Linked DNA regions of Homo sapiens: region 2 is linked to region 1. A link is a loop called in an ENCODE intact Hi-C map of the cell type or tissue named here. Cell type or tissue: B cell. All regions are shown on one strand. Region 1 holds the start of LOC124905170 (U7 small nuclear RNA). Region 2 has its middle 16 kb from the start of GNAZ.

Region 1 (5,000 bases):
AGGCGCGGTGGCTCACGCCTGTAATCCCAGCACTTTGGAAGGCCAAGGTGGGCGGATCACTAGGTCAGGAGATCGAGACCATCCTGGCTAACACAGTGAAACCCCGCCTGTACTAAAAATACAAAAAAAAAAAAAAAAAAAAAAAAATTAGCTGGGTGTGGTGGCGGGCGCCTGTAGTCCCAGCTACTTTGGAGGCTGAGGCAGGAGAATGGTGTGAACCCGGGAGGTGGAGCTTGCAGTGAGCCAAGAACGCACAACTGCGCTCCAGCCTGGGTGACAGAGCGAGACTCTGTCTCAAATAAGTAAATAAATAAATAAATATAAATTAATAAATAAAAAGATTCTAGAAGGGTTTTGCATACAGGTTATTTCATTAATGTCTTTGAGTTCTTGCTCTACTTTAAAAAAACCAAAGCTGCAAATCAGACGATGTTATGAGTATGGTTTAAGCAAAAAAAATATGATAGGAAACACCAACCAGTGGTCTCATATCCGACAAAAAGCCTGGGTCCCACATGGGGATTGATGAATGCCTTATCATTTGTGTTTTGGGTTAAAATGAACCATTTAAAGGAAACCATTTCTTCAGTTCCTTGCTTTGTAATCATTTCTTTTGATTAACCAACTGACTGCTGGGCCTGAATGCATCTGAAAGAGGCCTTCTGAGGTCACGTCTCTGAGGGCTGGGTTCAGGAATGAATGAGAATGCATGTGCAAACCCCTCAGCCAAGTGCCCACAGGAAGTGCCCAACCAGCTGTGCCACTGCGGCATTTATTATAAATAAAAATAAATTTTATTTATTTTATTTATTTATTTATTTTCACTTATGGTGTGTTTTGAATCGTCTGGAAAAAGAAAGTCACCGTTGGACACACAAGTTGCAGGGGTCTTCCCTGACCACGGGGGCTTCCTTGGTCCGTGTCTAGTCACCCACTCCATGTCTCTCATGCTTTGATAGTCAGTTGTGTTTGCCTGTGTGCCTCCTCACCAGAGGCAAGCAAGAGGGCAGGGAACAGGCTGCCAGGAAGCTCTCTTGTCCGTGGGATGTCATGCAAATTAACTCCTCAAGGTGACAAGATGCCAAGCCCAGGGCTGCTATCCTCATTCCCCCTTCCTGTCACTACTTCTGTGGGTAGAAGAGGCAGAAGAGTTTCAACCTGGGCAGTTCAGGGCAGCTACTTAGAGCTTGATGGGCTCTGAAAGCTATTGACATTGGTTATAAGATCACCACTGACCTCAAGGGAAATTTAGAAGTTGGCCACATTTCTGAGAACGCTGAAGGAGTGCACGGGCCAGGCCATTATCAGGTCCCTGGTCAGGGATGGTCACTTCACCATGTCTTCCTGCCTTGCTAATGTGGGCACAGCCAGGACCCCTGGCTTAGGCACTCTAGGTGCTGCTAAACAAATCCTTACTACCATTCATTATAAGTAGGTTGATGCAAAAGTAATTGCGGTTTTTACCACTACTTTTAATTGCAAAACTGCAATTACTTTTGCACTAACCTGATAATTGCTCAGGCTTCAGGGACCTGTCCTCTCAGCATCTGTCCCCCCTAACTGGGGATTACTACCTAATGTCCACATCAGGTCCAGAAAAGTAGGGAGGAAAAACCAGCAAGAAAGGTGACTTGACTCCTGTGTGCCCCTAACCTTTTAAAGCACCTTGCCTGGGTCATCTAAGATCTGCAGAGTGAGGCTGGGATTAGGATTGTTGCCCAGATCACAGAGCAGGAAAGAGTGGGCCCCCCAAAAGGCTGGGGCTTGTGTCCCTACTTCACTGGTCTGTCTGCAGTGCCAGCCTGCCCTTCTTGGTACAAAGCATGTGAATTAGGGTGCTAGCCATGGCACCACCTCCACACACACATGCACGGTTCACACAGGGCCGGGGCTGCACACAGGATCAGCCACCAAGGCAGCGAGAGCTTGGGGACTAGCAGGGCTGAGTGACTTTGGGTTTTATGAGATGCCCTGCAGCCTCTGCCTCTCTGGGTTCAAGCAATTCTTGTGCCTCAGCCTCCTGAGTAGCTGGGACTACAGGCATGTGTCATCATGCTCAGCTAATTTTTGTATTTTTAGTAGAGACTGGTTTCACCATGTTGGCCTGTGTGCCTCCTCACCAGAGGCAAGCAAGAGGGCAGGGAACAGGCTGCCAGGAAGCTCTCTTGTCCGTGGGGTGTCATGCAAATTAACTCCTCAAGGTGACAAGATGCCAAGCCCAGGGCTGCTATCCTCATTCCCCCTTCCTGTCACTACTTCTGTGGGTAGAAGAGGCAGAAGAGTTTCAACCTGGGCAGTTCAGGGCAGCTACTTAGAGCTTGATGGGCTCTAAGTAAAGGTTAGGGGCACACAGGAGTCAAGTCACCTTTCCTGCTGTTTTTTTTCCCTTCAAATCCTGAACCGATTTGAAGCCTCTCTGAATGGCTGCCTGTTTACACCAAACAACCCCCAAGGCAGTCAGCACCTTGCCTTTCTTGTCTTTTCTTCCTTCTGGGCCTGTGCACACTGGGCAGTGGCCCCCTTTATCCGAAAGACCTGGGCCAGGGCTTGGGGGTGTTTGTGATGTGGGGTTCTGTTTTTTTGGGGGGTGGGGACGGGGGCTGGTGGGGAGAGGTTCCAGTGAAAACTGGAAAACCTGCTAGAAAAATTCTAAAAGAGCTGTAACACTGGGGTTTTGTTTCTAATACAAAGTAAAACTACTGATCGCCAGTCAAGAGGGTGAACCCAGCTGATGTGGGAAAGCACCTCCAACCACCCTCACCCTGTTGCCCCAACACCTAACTAAAATACTCTATAAAATTTTTTTTAAGTGTAAAAAGTGAAGCTGTGCTTACACAGGAAAAGGACACTTCCAGGTGCCAGAAACCAAGAACTCAGCCATCATGAACAGGAAGTGAGGCCACCAGACCAGATACTCACTTTGAGGATGTTATTTTAACACCCTCACAGGGACAGGAGCCAAAGCCACAGCCCCTGTGGGGATCTGGGTTGGGGAACTGGGCTCTCTGTAAAAAGCTAAGAAGTGGCAAAATTGTTGCAGAAGTAAGATCTGAACTTTCTTCCCACCTTGAAAGTGGGAAGCTCAGCTAGGTGCAGTGGCTCATGCCTGTAATCCCAGCATTTTAGGAGGCCGAGGCAGGCAGATCACTTGAGGCCAGGAATTTGAAACCAGGCTGGCCAACGTGGTGAAACCAGTCTCTACTAAAAATACAAAAATTAGCTGAGCGTGATGACACATGCCTGTAGTCCCAGCTACTCAGGAGGCTGAGGCACAAGAATTGCTTGAACCCAAAGAGGCAGGGGCTGCAGTGAGCTGAGATCGTGTCACCGTACTCCAGCCTGGGTGACAGAGTGAGAGACTGTCTCAAAAAAGAAAGAAAAGAAAGAGAGAGAGAGAGAGCGCTCAGAGCTTGGAACTAACATAAAATAAATAAAAATCAGTCTGGAACAGAGGGCCCCATAAGATCCACACAGAGGCAACCAAAACCACCCCACAAAGAGTCCTGCTCTGGCTAAATAGAAGCCCCTGCAAAAACTGATGCGGCAGACAACACTCCAGAGCACTCTAAGCAGCTCAAGTGCATCCACCCAGGGGAGAAGTGCGGCTCGCAAGCGTCACACTGGTTTCCAGAACAGCATCCCACCTGCCCACGCTATGGCTTGCCGTGATGTGGAGCACCTCGGTGGTCTTTATGCGCACCATACTGTTGCTATCCTTCAGCAAAGCTTTCAGGTTCTCCATACAGCCTAGAAAAAAAAAAAAAAACAAACAAACCAACCCTTGAATTTTTGCCAGTCTCAGAAACCAACCAACCCAGAAGTCAATAAGTGGGCCAGTTGGGGCAGGAATGTACCAGAGTTTCTGCTGCTTTGGGGCACTGGGGAATCATGTTGGTTATGCAGCATTTCAGAGTCACTGAAGAGGCTCATGTCTCATCCAACCCTCCTTGTGATTCTCCCTGCACACTTCCTACCAGTGACTTCTCACAAAGTCTGTCATGAGGTTAAGAAAATGGCCTTTGCCATTTCTTTGACCTCAGGAGAGATATGGGGTCAAATTATAACCCTGTGTCAAACTAGTCATATGACTTTGAGTGGGTTACACCTACGGATGCCAGATTTAGCAAATAAAAATCCAGCTTTGGCCAGGTATGGTGGCTTACGCCTGTAATCCCAGCACTTTGGGAGGCCAAGGCAAGCGGATCACCTGAGATCAGGAGTTCAAGACCAGCCTGGCCAACATGGTGAAACCCCATCTCTACAAAAATACAAAATATTAGCCAGGCATGATGGCAGGTGCCTGTAGTCCCAGCTACTCAGGAGGCTGAGGCAGGAGAATCACTTGAACCCAAGAGGCGGAGGTTTCAGTGAGCCAAGATCGTGCCATTGCACTTCAGCCTGGGCAAGAGAGCGAGATGCCATCTCAAAAAATAAATAAATAAATAAATAAATACAAATCTAGCTTTATTTATTTATTGGGCAACCCTAGACTTACAATCCTTCTCTGAACCATGCTTTTCTTATCTGTGGGTTGAGAATGGACTCTCCCCTGTAGGTGGCCTTTCTAAGGATTAAGATAATCCAGGCTGGGTGTGATGGCTCACACATATAATCCCAAAACTTTGGAGGCTGACCTGGGAGAATCAATTGAGGCCAAGAGTTCAAGAACAGCCTGGGCAACACAGCAAGATCTTGTTTATAAAAAAATAATAATAAGAAATTAGTCAGCCATGGTGGTACTTGTAGTCCTAGTTACTCAGGAAGCTGAAGCAGGAGGATCTCTTGACCCCAAGATTTCAAGGTTACAGTGAGCTATGATTCTGCCACTGCACTCTAGTCTGGGAGATGGCAAGACCCTCCCTCAATAAATAAACATTTTTTAAAAAGAACCCGGGCACCGCACCTATAGTGGAACTGGCCTGGAGTCAGGCTCAAACAATAGCAACCCTTATTACTGAAGTTCTACCCAGTGCCTGAAGCCATGCTAGGACCCCAGTCAT
Region 2 (5,000 bases), 83 kb before region 1:
GCTCAACATCACTATGATCAGGGAAATGAAAATCAAAACCACAATGTGATACCACCTTACTCCTGCAAGAATGGCTGTAATAAAAAAAATCAAAAAATAATATATGTTGGTGTGGATGCAGTGAACAGGGAACACTTCTACACTGCTGGTGGGAATGTAAACTAGTACAGCCACTATGGAAAACAGTGTGGAGATTCCTTAAAGAACTAAAAGTAGAACTACCATTTGATCCAGCAATCCCACTACTGGGTATGTACCCAGAGAAAAATCAGCCATTATACAAAAAAGATATTTGCACATGCATGTTTATAGCAGCACAATTCGCAACTGCAAAAATGTGGAACCAACCCAAATGCCCATCAATGAGTGGATAAAGAAACTGTGGTTTATACATACAATGCAATACTACTCAGCCATAAAAAAGGAATGAATTAATGGCATTCGCAGCAACATGGATGAGAATGGAGACTGCTATTCTAAGTGAAGTAACTCAGGAATGGAAAACCAAAATTGTATGTTCTCACTCATAAGTGGAGCTAAACTATGAGGATGCAAAGGCATAAGAATGACACAATGGACTTTGGGGATTCTGCGGGAAAGGGTGGGAAGGGGATGAGGGAAAAAAGACTACAAATTGAGTGCAGTGTATACTGCTCAGGTGATGGGTGCACTAAAATCTCACAAATCATCGCTAAAGAACTTACTCATATAACCAAACACCACCTGTTCCCCAATAACCTATGGAAATAAAAAAATTAAAAATAAATTAAAAACAAATTAAATTTAACAGAGTTTAATTGAGCAAAGAACAATTCATGAATCAGGCAGCCTCCTGAGCCAGAATAGGCTCAGGGAGACTCCAGTACAACCACATGGTGGAAGAAGATTTATGGACAGAAAAAAGAAAGTGGCATACAGAAAACAAAAGTGAGGTAAAGAAATGGCCAGGTTGGGTACAGCCTAGCATTTGCCTTATTTGAACATGGTTTGAACAATTGGCCCCCTTTAACTGGACAAAACTCAGTGGTTGGCACAAGAGTAGGTTACAGTCTGTTTACACCTCCATTTAGGTTATAGTTCATTATGTAGAGAAACTTTTAAGACAACGTTAAAATATGTAAGGAGGCAACTTTAGGTTAAACTTCATTTAACTGCTGTGTGGGATGGCATTTGTGCCTTTGGGCTGTGGGGTTGAATGACCAGCTGCTTTTTCCAGACTGGCTCCCACACCTCTTCGGTCCCAGAGGCTGATAATGGTATAATTAATGGGCATTTGAGAATAGAGGCAAGGATGTGGTCCTCAGGACTTCTCAGTCCCAGCATAGGCTATCTGTGTTCCTGCCCCTCCCCTTGTAACAGAGGCTCCTCTGTCCCTGTCTGATGAGTTCCTTCATTTCTGCTTCCTCCTCAGCCTCTGCTGCAGGGGTGGGAACACAGGAGACACTGGCATGGAGGCTGCCCAGCAGGATGACACCCAGAAGACGTCACAATGCACACTGCTGGGAGCCTGATCTGAATGAACACAGGGTCGTCTCATCTTCCAGGAGGGAATGATTCCCAGGAGCTGACCATGGTACTAAGCCAGGTAAGCAGGCCTCAGGGGACAGGCCAGCGCTGCATGGACATCTGGGTGATGTTCAAGCCCCTCAGTTAGGTGTTTCCCCTAGTTTGGCCTAGAGAAGTGAATGGCAACCTCCCTGTGATTTCTAGGCTCTCCTCCTGGACAGCACCAAAAATGTGCCTTCAAGGGCCCCAGGACAGCCTTACTGTGGGCCAAGTGCAGTGAAACTGGGAGTTGCCTCGAGAAGACACTCCCCAAGAGATTGCCAAAGAGAATGGTGCCTATTTCCATGACTCAAAGGGCTTCCTCTGTCCTCCAAAGAGCGGTGTTTGGAGCGTAGAGGTGAAATGTTCAGAGGATCAGGGACCATCTGCCCTAGACCCATAGGGACAGAGAAGGGTGAGCAATTACTGCAGCACCCCAGGGAGGGTCAAGTTCTTGTAACACCACCTCCGCCGGCCAGTTACAGGGATCTGGGCATGCTAAGGTCAGTTCTTTCTTATTAAGAGTAAGCCCATGGGTCTTCACACTGGACTCGTGGAGGCTGAGATGTTGTGAGTCCCTACACAGGCTTCCCTCCTGTGCCATGGCCTGCCTGCCTCCTGACCTTTGCCTATTCCCTCTGTTCTAGATGTAGGCAAGGAGACCAAGAGCTGCACCTGGATGATCTGGGACATGTTCTGTGGACTGGAGTCAGGAGGGCCCCAAAGTGGCCCCAGCAAAGGCAACAGAGGAGGTAGAGCATGGTGACACGTTGCAAAGTGCAAAGGCGCTGGCCCTGGGAGAGGCAACTGAGAAAGTAGAGGTTGCTGAGAAGACGGAAGGTACAGAGTGGGGCAACATGTCAGACAATCCCTACTGGAGGAGAGTTGTGGGCATCAGTGGGATCATCCTGATCATGCTCAAGGTCCTTGGCGTCATCTACTTTGCCTGAAGCAGCTGGGCTGGGGCCGTCCAGGAGGAGGCAGAGCTGCTGCTTCTCCAGGATCATCATGAACAGGGACAAAGCGTTTCCTACTGGGAGACCCATGGGCCTGGGACCAAGGATTACATTAATAAAAATGTTCCCTTGGTGTCATGCATCAAGGGCTACCAGCAGCAGCACACACATGCCGTGTGGCAGGACAGAGCAAAGTCCATTCGCCATTACAGAAAGTATGCAAATGAGAACATCTGTTCCTTTACAAAATGAGTCATTTTCTCCAAATGGCTGCACTGCATAAACACTTTCACTTTAAATTTAATTTTGGCTTTTCATCTCTATATATATTTGGAATTTTTGCTTGTGTTTACTTCACTGTCACCAATTCTTTCATGTACCCAACTTCCATTGCTTGGTTCTCTCCTTATTTTCCAAGGTATGTCCCTGCTGGCCAAGATGCCGAGTTGTGGAAGCCCCACCCCACCCCTGCAAGGGAATCTCACCTGTAGGTGCTCTCCAGCACTGATGACCACACAGGCCATGGGGAAACAGGTGCCAGGGATGGAAGCTTTGGCCCCTGCCTGAACCTCAGTGGGACTGAGGCAGGCTCTGCTTTAATAGAACAGGCCTCCCCACCACTCAACTCTGTTTAGCTTCTGCTGTGCTGCATCCCTTGAGGGCAGATTAAGAAGAAACTCCCTCCAGGCCAGCTCTCCCCAGTCACACTCACAGCCTGCCTGGCATCGTGACATTCTTGGGAGTTGGCCCCCTAGGTTAGATCCACTTGAGCTATCAGATAGAGGACACTCCTCAGCCGTGTTTCCATAGGGGTTCCCTAAACCTCTCCTTCACTTTTCTTCTTCCCAGTCCAAAATAAATGATTTGTGTCTTTAGGAAAAGTTCCAGGTGCCTTGAAGTTATTTCATCATGAGAATCACGCTCTGAAGGTATATTCACATGACCAGCCCTCATCCTTTCTCTAATCCTTCAGCTGACACTTTTGAGTGTCTAATATGTGCCAGCCACCATGTCGAGCTCGAAGAAAATAACCGTGAACAAAGCACAGGGGAACTTCTCTCTGGAGTATATGGTGTATGGTGGAAAATAAGCAATCACAGCAATAGCCAGCATTTCATGTGTCCTGCTGTCTTCAGGCAAGCCCAGGGTAAGTGCATTATCATATTCAAGCCACAGAACCACCCTTGTGGAGGGACAAGAATTAGCCACGTTTCACAGGATGCAGTGTGTGCACTGCAAGAGAATCCAGCAGAAACCTCCATCTAGCCTCAGAGTCAGGGAAAGAGGGAATCAGTTGGATGGATAACAGAAGGGACATGTGTGAGAAGACATGCAGCAAGAGTACAAGGTATGTTTGAGGATGCTGAGATACGGCATGTGCATGGAGAACAGTGGGAGGGAGGGAGTCGGAAGCCTGACCAGCAGGCCTTGTATGCTTTGGGGGCCTACGTCCCTGGAAGTGTAGGCAAGGAAGTGATAGGATCAGATTTGCTTCCTGCTGCTGGGAAGATAAAAGTGAGACAGGAACACCCACCAGGACACTGCTAGAGCAAAGCAGGCAAGTTGGTGGCAGAGAGGTAAAGAGGTGGAGACCTTTGGAGGGAGGGGCCAGGGATGACTCTCTGGCTGGAGCAGGTGAATGAAGGGGGCACCTGCTTCATTCAATGAAGGTGAATGAAGAGTAAGTGCAGGTATGGGGAAAAGATGAACTCATTTCTGATATGTAGAATTTGAGCTGCATGAAGATGTTTATTGCCATGTTGATAATATTAAGTCTTCTAATCCATGAACATGGGATGTCTTTCCATATATTTAAGTCTTCAACATCTTTCAACACTATTTTGTTTTCAGTGTACAAATCTCACACTCCTTTTGCTAAATTTATTTCTGAGTATTTTATTCTTTTTGATGTTATTGTAAATGAAACTGTTTTCTCAATTTTGTTTTTGGATGGTTCATTGCTAGTATTTGGGAATACAATTAATTTTTGTATATTGATTTTGTATCCTGCAACCATGTTGAACTTATTCATTAGTTCTAATCATTTTTAAGTGTACTTCCTTGGGAGTTTTCTTATACAAAATCATGTAATCTGTGAATACAGAATTTACCTTTATTTATTTGCAATCTGTATGCTCTTTCTTTTTCTTGCCTAACTGCCTAACTAGAACCTCCAGTACAATGCTGTATAGAGAGGTCTTGTTTCTGATATCAGGGGAAAGCAATCAGGTTTTGCTATTAAATATAATGTCAGCTGAGTTTTTGCAGATGTTCTTTATTATGTTGAGGAAACTACCCTCTTTTCCTAGTTTTCTGAGAGTTTGTTTTTCATCATGAATGGGTGTTGAACTTTGTGGAATGCTTTTTCTGCATCTATTAAGATGATTATGTGACTTTTGTCCTTTATTCTACCTATATCTTATATTACATTAATTGATTTTCATATGCTAAACCAACCTTGCATTCCTGGGGTAAATCCCAGCTGGTCATGCTGTATAA

The links. Peaks named below come from ENCODE experiments on the same cell type or tissue, not always from the same donor. Only the 100,000 strongest peaks of a DNase experiment are listed, where the experiment ranks them.
Region 2: it touches region 1 in a loop (1.9-fold over the local background); 4 of 110 quality-filtered maps call a loop at or near these places.

The regions. Positions count from the first base shown.
Region 1 is chr22:23,135,196-23,140,195 of GRCh38, forward strand. It overlaps RSPH14 (radial spoke head 14 homolog), which reads right to left. Exons shown (of 7, transcript NM_014433.3): 3 at 3,645-3,747. It overlaps LOC124905170 (U7 small nuclear RNA), which reads right to left and starts at 2,669; the gene lies at 2,610-2,669. RefSeq lists enhancers at 2,955-3,094, 3,645-3,734. In B cell, no CTCF peak of the experiment used is centred here; DNase peaks (open chromatin) are centred at 1,892 and 2,886; H3K4me3 peaks cover 355 bases; H3K27ac peaks cover 2,304 bases.
Region 2 is chr22:23,051,998-23,056,997 of GRCh38, forward strand. No RefSeq gene overlaps it. Among named protein-coding and RNA genes, the nearest start is that of GNAZ, 16 kb to the right of the region's middle. RefSeq lists enhancers at 2,443-2,582, 2,593-2,642. In B cell, no CTCF peak of the experiment used is centred here; a DNase peak (open chromatin) is centred at 2,710.